Regions from separate parts of the Homo sapiens genome. Here region 2 is linked to region 1. Evidence: read pairs that join two places in POLR2A ChIA-PET (ENCODE). Cell type or tissue: A673. All regions are shown on one strand. Links, peaks and the distances in the headings refer to the core of each region. The heading gives the core; the rest is flanking DNA.

The links. Peaks named below come from ENCODE experiments on the same cell type or tissue, not always from the same donor. Only the 100,000 strongest peaks of a DNase experiment are listed, where the experiment ranks them.
Region 2: POLR2A ChIA-PET joins it to region 1 with 6 read pairs; 1 of 35 experiments calls an interaction of 5 or more read pairs at or near these places.

Annotation. Positions count from the first base shown.
Region 1 is chr21:25,981,071-25,986,452 of GRCh38, reverse strand. It overlaps APP (amyloid beta precursor protein), which reads left to right. Exons shown (of 18, transcript NM_000484.4): 9 at 3,976-4,109. Among named protein-coding and RNA genes, the nearest start is that of APP, 190 kb to the left of the region's middle. In A673, for the core only: no CTCF peak of the experiment used is centred there; a DNase peak (open chromatin) is centred at 2,552; H3K4me3 peaks cover 858 bases; H3K27ac peaks cover 2,051 bases.
Region 2 is chr21:26,403,111-26,408,492 of GRCh38, reverse strand. CYYR1-AS1 (CYYR1 antisense RNA 1) reads right to left here and starts at 2,550. Exons shown (of 4, transcript NR_135515.1): 1 at 2,365-2,550. In A673, for the core only: no CTCF peak of the experiment used is centred there; a DNase peak (open chromatin) is centred at 2,542; H3K27ac peaks cover 1,433 bases.

The sequences.
Region 1 (5,382 bases), core at 325-5,324:
ATTACAGGTGTGAGCCACCCCATCCGGCCGAAATCCTAGCCTTTATCAGAGGTTCCGTGGAATCTCAGAGGTCTGTGAGCAGGATAAACTGCTTTATGGTAGTTTAAAATGCAAAACCAGAAATAAACCCTCCTAAAGCCAGTTTGTTTCCACTTTCTAAGTGGTTACAGTGACCTGTGTTTTAAGTACCTTAAATATATCAGTGACCTGCTGATATACAGCTTCCTGTTTCCTCTGTGTCCTGTGACATATCCTGACATTCCTTGAGCCCCACTCCCTTCCCAAAAGGAAGTACCTTGATGGGTGAGGACATAGGGCACACGTGTCTCTGGCCTTCTGTGGACATAATCACAAAATGGTAGTCAGTCCTATGAATTTAATCTCTTTAGGATATAAGGATATTCACGAAATAGAAGTTGAGCTCTCTGGACATACTCCACCTTAAAATTGCTCTCTCCTTCCGGGATCCTCACCAGCTGCAGAGCAGTAGTAATGAACTATTAAATTCATTTAACAATATCAGCATATGCTATCCTTCTCTGCTTGACTAGACAGTAATCTGGCTTGCTGGTTGGTATGAATATAGGATAATTTCACTCACACTAATTGAGATGGGGAGTTTGTATGAATGGCTGAAAAATTTGAGTTAAAGATAAAAAGAGACACAGCTTCCTCAACTATGGGAAATAACTGGGACTGTTAACAAAGATTTACTTGAAGAGAAATTGTATTGCTCAGGGTTCTCCAGAGAAACAGGACCAATAGGATATATATGTATAGGAAGAGATTGATTCTGCAGAATTGACTCACACAACAATTATGGAGGCTAAGTCCCACAATCTGTTGTCTGCAAGTTGGAGACCCAGGAGAGCTGGTGGTATGATTTAGTCCAAATCTAAAGGCCTGAGAACCAGGGAAGACAATGGTGTAAATTTCAGTCCAGGGAGAAGAGAAGACCAATATCCTGACTCAGGCAGCCAGGAAATAAAAAGGGTGAACTGCTCCATCCTCTGCCCTTTTGTTTTCAGACCCTCAGCAGATCGGGTGATTCCTGCCCATGTTGAGGAGGGTGATTTACTTTACTGAGTGCACCAATTCCGATGCTAATCTCATCCAGAAGCACCCTCACAAAGACACTCAGAAACAATGTTTAATCTGGGCACCTTGCGGCCCAATCAAGTTGGCACAGAAAATTAATTACCACAGAAATATTTCTGGATTCAATGGATTAAGTTGGTAATATAGTATTCATATTCATTTCCACGTGCCTAAAAAGAAGGTTTTTATCCTTTTTAATATCCTCAGTCCTATTAAACATACCTCACATTCATGTTCCATGGTTATTCTCTTATTATGTTGCTAAGTGCATTTCTACTTAGGCCAATCTGATTATAGTGATTCAGATTATAGTGTTTATCTTCTTTCCTTTATACAGTAGACAGTGTTCGCAAACCATAGGAGCTGAAAAAATTTCCTTCTTATATAGTAAGTTTTATGATTCCAGTTTTCCAAAGGGGTGCTTATGTTATGGTTATAACAGTTACAGCCAGATGACTATCTTCATCAGCAGGTATAACCCCAAATATTTATACATTTTCATTTGTTTCAAACATAAAATATGGTTTGCCTAAACATGTCATTCTGCCAGATTGGACTATGCAAAAGAATGTTACTGTTTTATTTTCTGCTTTTACTTTAACTTGTTCTCATTTGAGCTCTACCAGTTAAGATGAGAAGATGACTAAAGCTAGGGAAGCACATTTTAAATGCTAAATACCATGTTCATTTCAAGTTGGGAACTTGAAATGCAAGTATTTTTAACTTAATCATTAAGTTAAAGTCAGTAAGAACGTGGTATTTAGCATTTATTCATTTTAACTTAATGATTAAGTTAAAAATACTTGCATATTGGTTTGCTTGAAGCTATGGAGAAAAACATTTACCTTTTTTCCAAAAAGGTCTTAATATTCAAAATTATTGTTTCAATCTTACAAATTAACAATTTACTTATTTTTGATACTTTCGGCCTTTTTTATGTGGGCTACACCTAACATTTTTTGAAAAATACATACTGCTTTTCCTGTAGGTTGCACTTTGTGATCCTGTGTGTAATTCATTTTCAGTGGTTCTATTTTATTTATTTTTTGTTAGTTTGTATTTTCTTTTGTTTCTTTTTCTCAATTTTTAAAATTTTAAAACTTGTCCTTTTCTTTTTTTTCTTTATTATTGCACTCTTCTACCAAAACATTTTCAGTGGCTTTGAATAAAAGTATCAGAACTTTCCCGTGGTTAGCATTAGCTCTGAGATTTGAACAGGATGTATTAAGCAGAGGAGGAGGGAAGGCCACTAACATGTATGAGCTCCACTGTGTGTCACCCTCTCTGCCGGATGACTTACATGTGGTATGGTATCTCATTTTCCCAGCTCTCCTATCATGTCCTGCGGCATGTTATCACCACTTGATAAAAAAATTGAAACATGGAGTGCTTAAGTTTCCTGCCCCAGGTCACAGCTGATCTGAAAAAGAAATGGGATTCAAATCCAAATGTGCTTAATTGCAAATCCCCACATGACTCTTTCCTTCCTTCCTTCCTTCCCCCGTTGCTGCCAATGTAAGAAGGAACACCACTCCCTCATTTGCTACAGAGAAGACAGGGGCAGCTGTGTAAAGGCACCAGGAATATGCCCTGCCTCCTTCCTTCCACTTGAAAGCAACATCTGGATAGACACTCAACTGCTTTTATTTTTTGAAAAATGATTATTAATCAGGATTGAAGTGGAGGGAAAAAATCAAAACGAATGTTTCTTTTTAAAATGAAAGATACTGTTTAATTATTTAACAGCCTTCCGGTTTTAGTTAATATCTTTGAAGACTTTGGATTAAGATTCCAGACATTTTCTTGAAGGATGTAGAAAACGTATTTAACTTCAAGTTTAGTTTCAAAATGACTTAGCTATCAATTCTTCTCATTGAAGTCCTCTTTGAGATATTATATCCCAAATGTAATACACAGGTAATAATTCAATAGGAATACTTGGAACATTGGTGATATTTGAATAACCTTTTGAATGAAACAATTGATTTGATCTCAAAAGATAGTGAAAACGTCTCATTTTGTTTTTTATGTTAAATATGCTTCCTCTTAAGTCAAAATTCTTTTTTCTTTTTGCTTTTAAGCTCATAAATACTCTGAATTCTCACTAATCTTTTGGAAAATTGCTTGTATAGGTATTATAATTCACTTGGCTCATGAGTTACATAATATAGCAGTATATGTTGCAATTCAAATATTGCTTAGCAGTATTAGTTGAATTCAAAATAGAAATCACTTTCTTTTTGACAACTAGCATAATGAATTCATTGACTATTGTCAAATTTATGAAGACAGAAAAGTCCTTTTGTGATTCAAAAATGTGTTTATTGATGTTTATATATCTTTTGTCGTGTTTCCATACTGTCTCATGAAGGTTGTCTTCGTAATTCAGTTATCTAAATACATCATACATTTACCTTTTCCCTGGGGTGCCGTTATTCTACAACAGGCTAATTACAGATATCTGTGGTTTCTGCAGGAGTCTTAGTGTATGATATTGATGATATCATCATTTACTTTCAAAATTGCAAAATAGTAATTTAGGAAAGCATGGGGATTTGGAAAAACATGTCTTCAGCACCAACTGTTTTTGCTCTTTGCATGCTTGTTTCGTAAAGAACTCTAATGCTATAATTGCAAAATGGACCATTTTAAAGATTTTTCCTTCATTCTGTACTTGGGAGTGGTGAAAGACATCCTTACTGTGCTGCACAGTGTCTCATGGTGTTCTCTTAAACAGCATTAACGTCTTGTATGCGCTGCTTTACTAAATTCTCTGTTCTGAGAAATAACTGAAAATACGGCTTTCTATTAAACGAGTGGATTATTCTGTTGTTGTTGGCTTTTTTTTCTCAAACCTCCTTCTCTTCTACTTTATAGTTCCTACAACAGCAGCCAGTACCCCTGATGCCGTTGACAAGTATCTCGAGACACCTGGGGATGAGAATGAACATGCCCATTTCCAGAAAGCCAAAGAGAGGCTTGAGGCCAAGCACCGAGAGAGAATGTCCCAGGTAAGTCTGGCTCTTCCATCATTCAGCCCTACGATATTGGGAAACCTGAGCTTGCCTCTGCCTCAGTCTCCCCACAGGCCTGCTGGCTTTATCAAGATCTTTAAAGATGTAAAGTTCTAATTTTAAATGTTTACTGTGTGGGCACAGTTTGTGGGTTTTTTGCATCCTCCGTGAACATGCTGCCTAGGAAGGATCCAGGTATAGTTGGATTTTGTAAGCACAAATTAAATGATGTCTGTAACATTCTCTCTGGCGAAGAAAGGTACTTGGCATTATTATTCTGTGTATATGTAGTACCTGTAATCAACATGTTGTAAATTAAAATCCATCAAAATGCTCTTTAGTAAAGATGAGGTTTTGTATTAAATCCCAGACTGTTATAATTGTGAACCTACGATTGTTTACAGTCTGTAAAATCATAGAGACTTAAAACTGAGCTGAACCATAGTGATTATTTCATCTAGTCTCCTAAGTGATACATAGTGGAATAGAGGTTCGAGAGAGTGGCTTCCCATTTTAGCACAAAGCAAAATCAGTGAGCCAGAGACAACATTTAGAATCCAGGCCTTTCTTGCTCCTAGTACAGTACTCCTTTCATTATACTTTGCTGAAAAAAAAAAAAAAAAAAAAAACCTGTTTTGGTTTGGTTTGTTTTTTTTTAGCAGGTCCTTAATTAAGCAAATTAAAAAATAACTTATGTCTAAAACATGGCTAATCCATATATACTATCAACTACAATTGAAGCTATGTCTGCTACCAGGCACTGGATGTTGTATTGGAGTTTGATAATATGGAGGATTTTAGCCCTTGCTCAGATTCCTCATTCATTCATTCATTCAATCAACAAATATGGACTTATTATTTTCCAGTCACTTTTCTGATTTGTAGTCTACAAACCTAGGAGTGAATGTGGGGGGAAAAGAAGTAGGACATAAAAGTGAATGAATAAAGATCTCAGGTTAAAGTAAGCCATTCATTTTTAGTGTTAATATTCTGTGGCAAATATCAGAAGATAGGAGAAATTTTTGTCTTAGCACAGATGCTTAATCTCTTGAGAGACATTAAATGCAATTTATGAATTAGACTGCTGCGTATTTTCTAAGATCACAGTCAGTCTTTAGTAGACAATTAATCTTTCCTGTAATTTCTGATCTGGGTCCCTGCTGACCCCAGGAAGATTCCTCCCTCCCAGGGCCAAATGAATGGCCCCTGAGCATGTCTTTCCCATGCAAACCAGTCAATCAAAAGCTCCTTACTCCCAACCACCTTCTTA
Region 2 (5,382 bases), core at 166-5,165, 420 kb before region 1:
CTTCATCCAAAAACAAACAAAAAACCCATAAGGTTGGTTGGACAGGTAGGGCAGAATGGTGAATGTTCTATATTAAATTCAAAAACTGTTCTAAGCCGAAAAGGAGGTTTCTTACAGTATGAGAATGGAAGCACTGATTACATAGTGAAATGAAATAGAATTTTTTTTTCTTTTTTTCTGAAACAAGATCTCACTCTGTCACCTAGGCTAGAGTGCAGTGGCACCATCTTGGCTCACTGCAACTTCCGCCTCCTGCGTTCCAGTGATTCTCCTGCCTCAGCCTCCTGAATAGCTGGGACTACAGGCACCCACAACCACACCCAGCTAATTTTTGTTTTTGTTTTTGAGAAGGAGTCTTGTTCTTGTCCCCCAGGCTGGAATGCAGTGGCGCGATCTCAGCTCACAGCAACCCCTGCCTCCCGTGTTCGAGTGATTCTCCTGCCTCAGCCTCCTGAGTAGCTAGGATTACAGGTCTCCACCACCATGCCTGGCTAATTTTTGTACTTTTAGTAGAGACGGATTTTTGCCCTGTTGGCCAGGCTGGTCTCAAACTCCTGACCTCAAGTGATCTGCCTGCCTCGGCCTCCCAAAGTGCTGGGGTTACCAGCATGAGCAACCATGCCTGGCCAAAATAGGTTTCATTTAAGTCTCCCAAGTTTCAAGAAGGGGCTTGCCTTATCCAGATCTAGCACCTCCTTCCTGTAAATGATGCAGTACTAGGGGAGAGAAGACATCTACTGATTGCTGTGAGGTCCAGAAATTCAGGTGAAGTCTCTTTCATGGCAGGGAAGGGAAGGTGGAAAGACAAGCTACTCAGTGTAGGAAGAAGGGTAAGATATGAAGCCTGCAGGCCTGTGGGAGAAGGGAGAATCCAGCAGAAACCCAGCTGAGTCAGGTGCCAACAAATACTGAGGACTGGGCCATTCCAGGACACAAATCAGATAAGTAGGCTGGTGGTAATTAGCATCCCTGCCCAGGGAGAAGAGAAGCCAGTAAGGCTTGGATAAGCAGCTTGATTCTGTCTTAAAGAACAATTTGTTTGGTATTTCGTCCTTGGGATAGTTTGCTGAGAATGATGATTTCCAGCTTCATCCATGTCCCTACAAAGGACATGAACTCATCCTTTTTTATGGCTGCATAGTATTTCATGGTGTATATGTGCCACATTTTCTTAATCCAGTCTATCATTGTTGGACATTTGGGTTGGTTCCAAGTCTTTGCTATTGTGAATAGTGCCGCAATAAACATACGTGTGCATGTATACGTATGTAACAAACCTGCACATTGTGCACATGTACCCTAAAACTTAAAGTATAATAATAATAAAATTTAAAAAAAAAGAACCCTTTGATGAGATAACCTAGGGCCTTCACTTAACCTGGACCACCAGTGAATATGAGTCATTTGTTTCAACCCTAAGCCATTTTAATATAGAGACAGATGAAACTATAGAAAATGTGCTGCCTGCCCAGAGAAGCAGAAACAATAGGCTTGCTCGCTTTTCAGGGTATTAACCTTGAGGAGAGAAAACTGGCTCTGAGGACAGAGGAAGGAAGCAAGAGCTTCCCAGGCATTAAAAAGATTAAGGGAAATAGTACTGGACTGGAGCAGAGAGGAAATTATTTGCCTGTCTCAGAGAGGACATTTCTGTTGTTATTGCCCCTATAAACTATCTTCACCCTCAGCCCTAAACCGGGTAGGGCTGATAGGATTTGTGGAGGTAATATATCAAATTAGTCTTGCTAAGAAAACTCCAGGGGAAGGCCTGGGGCCAAGGATTGCCCTGAAATTTATCTAAGTGACAGGACACTCAAAGCAGCAAATGGAGTGCTTGCTTGCCCCTGTGGACATCACAGCCAAAACTATGCTCATTAGAGGAAGGTCTCTACCTTAGTTCCAGGGAAGAATAAAGGATCCCCAGGGTTAACCAATGACCACCTAAAATCCTTATAAACCAGGCTTGAACTTAGGTGAAAATGAAAGAAAAATGTCTTGTCATGAACACAATCAGAAGTTCAGAAATTTCCAGCAATGTTAGGAGAAAATATGAGAGCTGTAAGGTTGCACATCTGCCCTATTCGTCGTATTGCAAATGATCAAGATTACACAAATATTACAAAAGCAAGGAAGCTGTCTACTTAGTTGTAAGGGGAGAAGGCGTGGAAAGACATTCAGCCGCTGGGCAAATGCTGAGAATGTCTGAGGGTCCTTCAGGAGCCCTTCTCCAGCCTGTGCAGCCACCCATTTATCACCCTAAGGGCGCAGAGGCATGAATAACGCCGAGCAAAGCCACAGACACACCCACCCACTCTCTGTGTAACACAGTCAGCTTTACCACACCACAGCCAAACACATTCTACTTGCTTATACAACAGCTCTTCGGGGTTCATAGCATGCTCATCGTCTTCACATGAAACAAAAACAGCCCTTTGTGCTCCCCACTGCCCACCAATTATTTCAGTCTCTGGTTGTGTTCCCCAGGGAACAGACTCTAAAGCAGAGTGTGGCATGCAGACACTCTGCTGAGAAGAGCCCTTGGGTTCGACACCTAAGGGAGGGAGAAAAAGGGAGCAGGATGTAGCAGAAAAATGCTGAGTCATGATGCTGACTCAACGACAGCTTCAACCAACTCCAGGACTAGCTCTGAAGTCCTGCCCCTTCAGTGTTGTCCTGAGTTGGGCCAGGATGGCCAGGATTTTATATCTTCACTGAGCAGTCCCTGGATCTGGACCACTCCAGAAATGGGTGCACCCTTGGGCAAGGCAGCTCACTGTAGCTCAGGCAGTGCCTGAGAAGCTGATGGCTGAAGGCTGGTGCCAACAACACTCACAACAGCTGGGACAACAAGTCTTTCCTTAAAGGGGGGATATGGACCACACAGCACAGTGTCTGCCACATGTTCTACATGCATTTTCTAAATATTCATGAAACTTCAGAAAAACGTACGTGGAACTGAAGTTTGAACTTCCCAACCTTTTTCAATGCAGAAACCATAACAGGAAAATAAACATTTCTAAGTGTGAAAAATGCTTTAATACCGAGCACCCTGAAGAATTAAAGTAACAACAGCCTCTAGTATTGCAATGCTGGAACAAAGATAGAAAAGTTCCTCTGTTTTAAAACAGCCTCTCCCCTCTGTCTCCTTGTGAGAAAGGTTTATGAGTTTCAATCAGTCAGTGACTCCTTGCTGAGGGCCTGCTATGTGCTCAGCATTCCACTAGATCCAGCTAGGCAGGATGCCAGAGAAATACATAACGTGGTCTCTAACTGAGGATGGTATTGTCTAGATGGGAAGGAAAATAAAACACCCGAGAGCATAGGAGAGCATCTTTTTGCTCAGTTGCCTGCTCCCAGGAGGTTTAGGTATCGTGGTCTAGCAAAAAGAGCACAGGAAACTCAGTTCAGACCCTGATTTCTTTACTTAATTACTGTATGAAGTTGGTCACTTTATTGATGTGAGGTTGTTCTAACACCTATGTCTCTGAGGATCAGTTTCCTCATCTTTAAACTGGATCTACTATACCTAGCTTACAGATATGAAAATTAAACGAGGCAAGGGTTGTAAACATGCATTGTACATCTTAAGGAACAATGCACATGTTTGCTGCTTTCTTCATACCCAACTCTCAGGGTGTCGGAGAAGAGAGAGAAAAACTGATGAGAGTTGGAGAAGTCAGAGATTTTAGAATAGGGTTCTTTCGGCAAGGCCTTGAGGTCTTGAGCCTTTCAGCAAGGCCTGCAAGCTGGTAATGTTCTGCCTACCCAACATGCTCATAGTCCCTGTGGCCTGTCCTGCACAATGTTAAATTTGTGTTTACTTTGAATTCCTTCAGGAGGGGCACATCATCCCTACTGTCTGTCTGCACAGCCCAGTGAGCAGAGAGCAGCAGGAACAGAGCTTGGGGCGAAAGAGTTTATGTTCTTGAACCTGCTGCAGCCCAGGAGAAACACACAGCAGAGGAAATACAGGTCCTCTCAAGGAAGTCGGGAGGCGCTTCCTACAAGGATATGCATCTGTGTAGGAGGGTTTAAGAAAGCTGGAAACAGGCCTGGATTGGAGGCCGTCAAAAGGTGGGGTTTCTTTTTGTGACTGATTAGCTTACTAATTTTTATCTAGGAGGGAGGCAGGAAGGTGAAATTGAGGTTTGAGTTGTCGCGGGCAAAGGAGCAAACGGAAGGAGGGATCTTTAGCCTTTTTTCTGTTAGCAGTGTGGCCTTATCTCTGTCTTGTCCCAAGCCTGGTCACCATGTAGCCCTGTCTCAACAGGGTGTCTACTCTGTGAGCATGTTTATGATCCATTGGGAAGATCATGGATCATTTTCGATGTCTGATGTCTCACCAGATGCATACATCTGCAAACTTCCTGGCTGCATTAGCTGTCTGAGCTTGCTAGCCTGCCTTCATCGAGGTAGGATAATTTGTGAGTTAAGAGGTATAGGTTGAGAGAGGCCTAATTCTGACAGGGAAAGATGATACAGAGGGGAGTCTTAATGGACGAGTAAGAATGTAGCAAGCATTCACTACAGCAGAGATCGTCAAAGTATGGCCCCAGACAAGCATCATCTGCATCACCTGTGGACTTCTTAGAAATGCAGATTCTTGGTCTTCGTCCCTCACCTACTAAGTCAGAAACCCTGGGGATGATGCCCAGCCATCTGTGGTTTACAAGCCTTCCCAGTGTTGCTGATCAGGCTAGAGTGAGAACTCCAGCCATGAAGTAGGTGAGAAGGCTCACAAGTGCAGCTGTGAGCAGCTCAGTGCAGCTAATAAATACTAGTGTGATTAGGAAAGGCTTTAAGGGGGAAATGGGTGTTGAATTGGGCCTTTCAAGAGGTGGAAAAGTAGGTAGGTGTGAGGAGGAGGAGGAGGAGAGGCTGCCATTGATTCAAAAATAACATGAGCAGATGCTCCTGCCTCTGGCTTAATTCTTAGCTTGGGACTTGAAGTCCAAAGATTGCAGTGCACTGAGGTCAGAATGACAAAAATATGTGAGATAAGACCAAGGGTGCATTATTCTGGATTTTCAACTAAAACGAAGACTTAATGAGGAACTTTCCCAACATTATTCTGAAGTAGGGAAAAATGCTTCAAGCAGTCCATCCGGAAGTTAGAAGTTATCAGAGAATTATAGTAATTGAAAGAGATATTTTAGAGCCAAATTAAAGAGGATGTAAGAGTTACATTAATTGTCTAGAAGACAGCCTTTGTATTGAATATGAGAACACAACCTCAGCTATAAGCTTTTAGTGAAATTAAATCTCATCACCGCTAGCCAAACTTGTGACTTTCCCATATGAAGGAGTGGAGCCCACCTTCCGGAAAAAAATTGCTGCAACACTCACTTGCCAAGGTCTTACAAGAGGGGTACGTGACATGGAGAC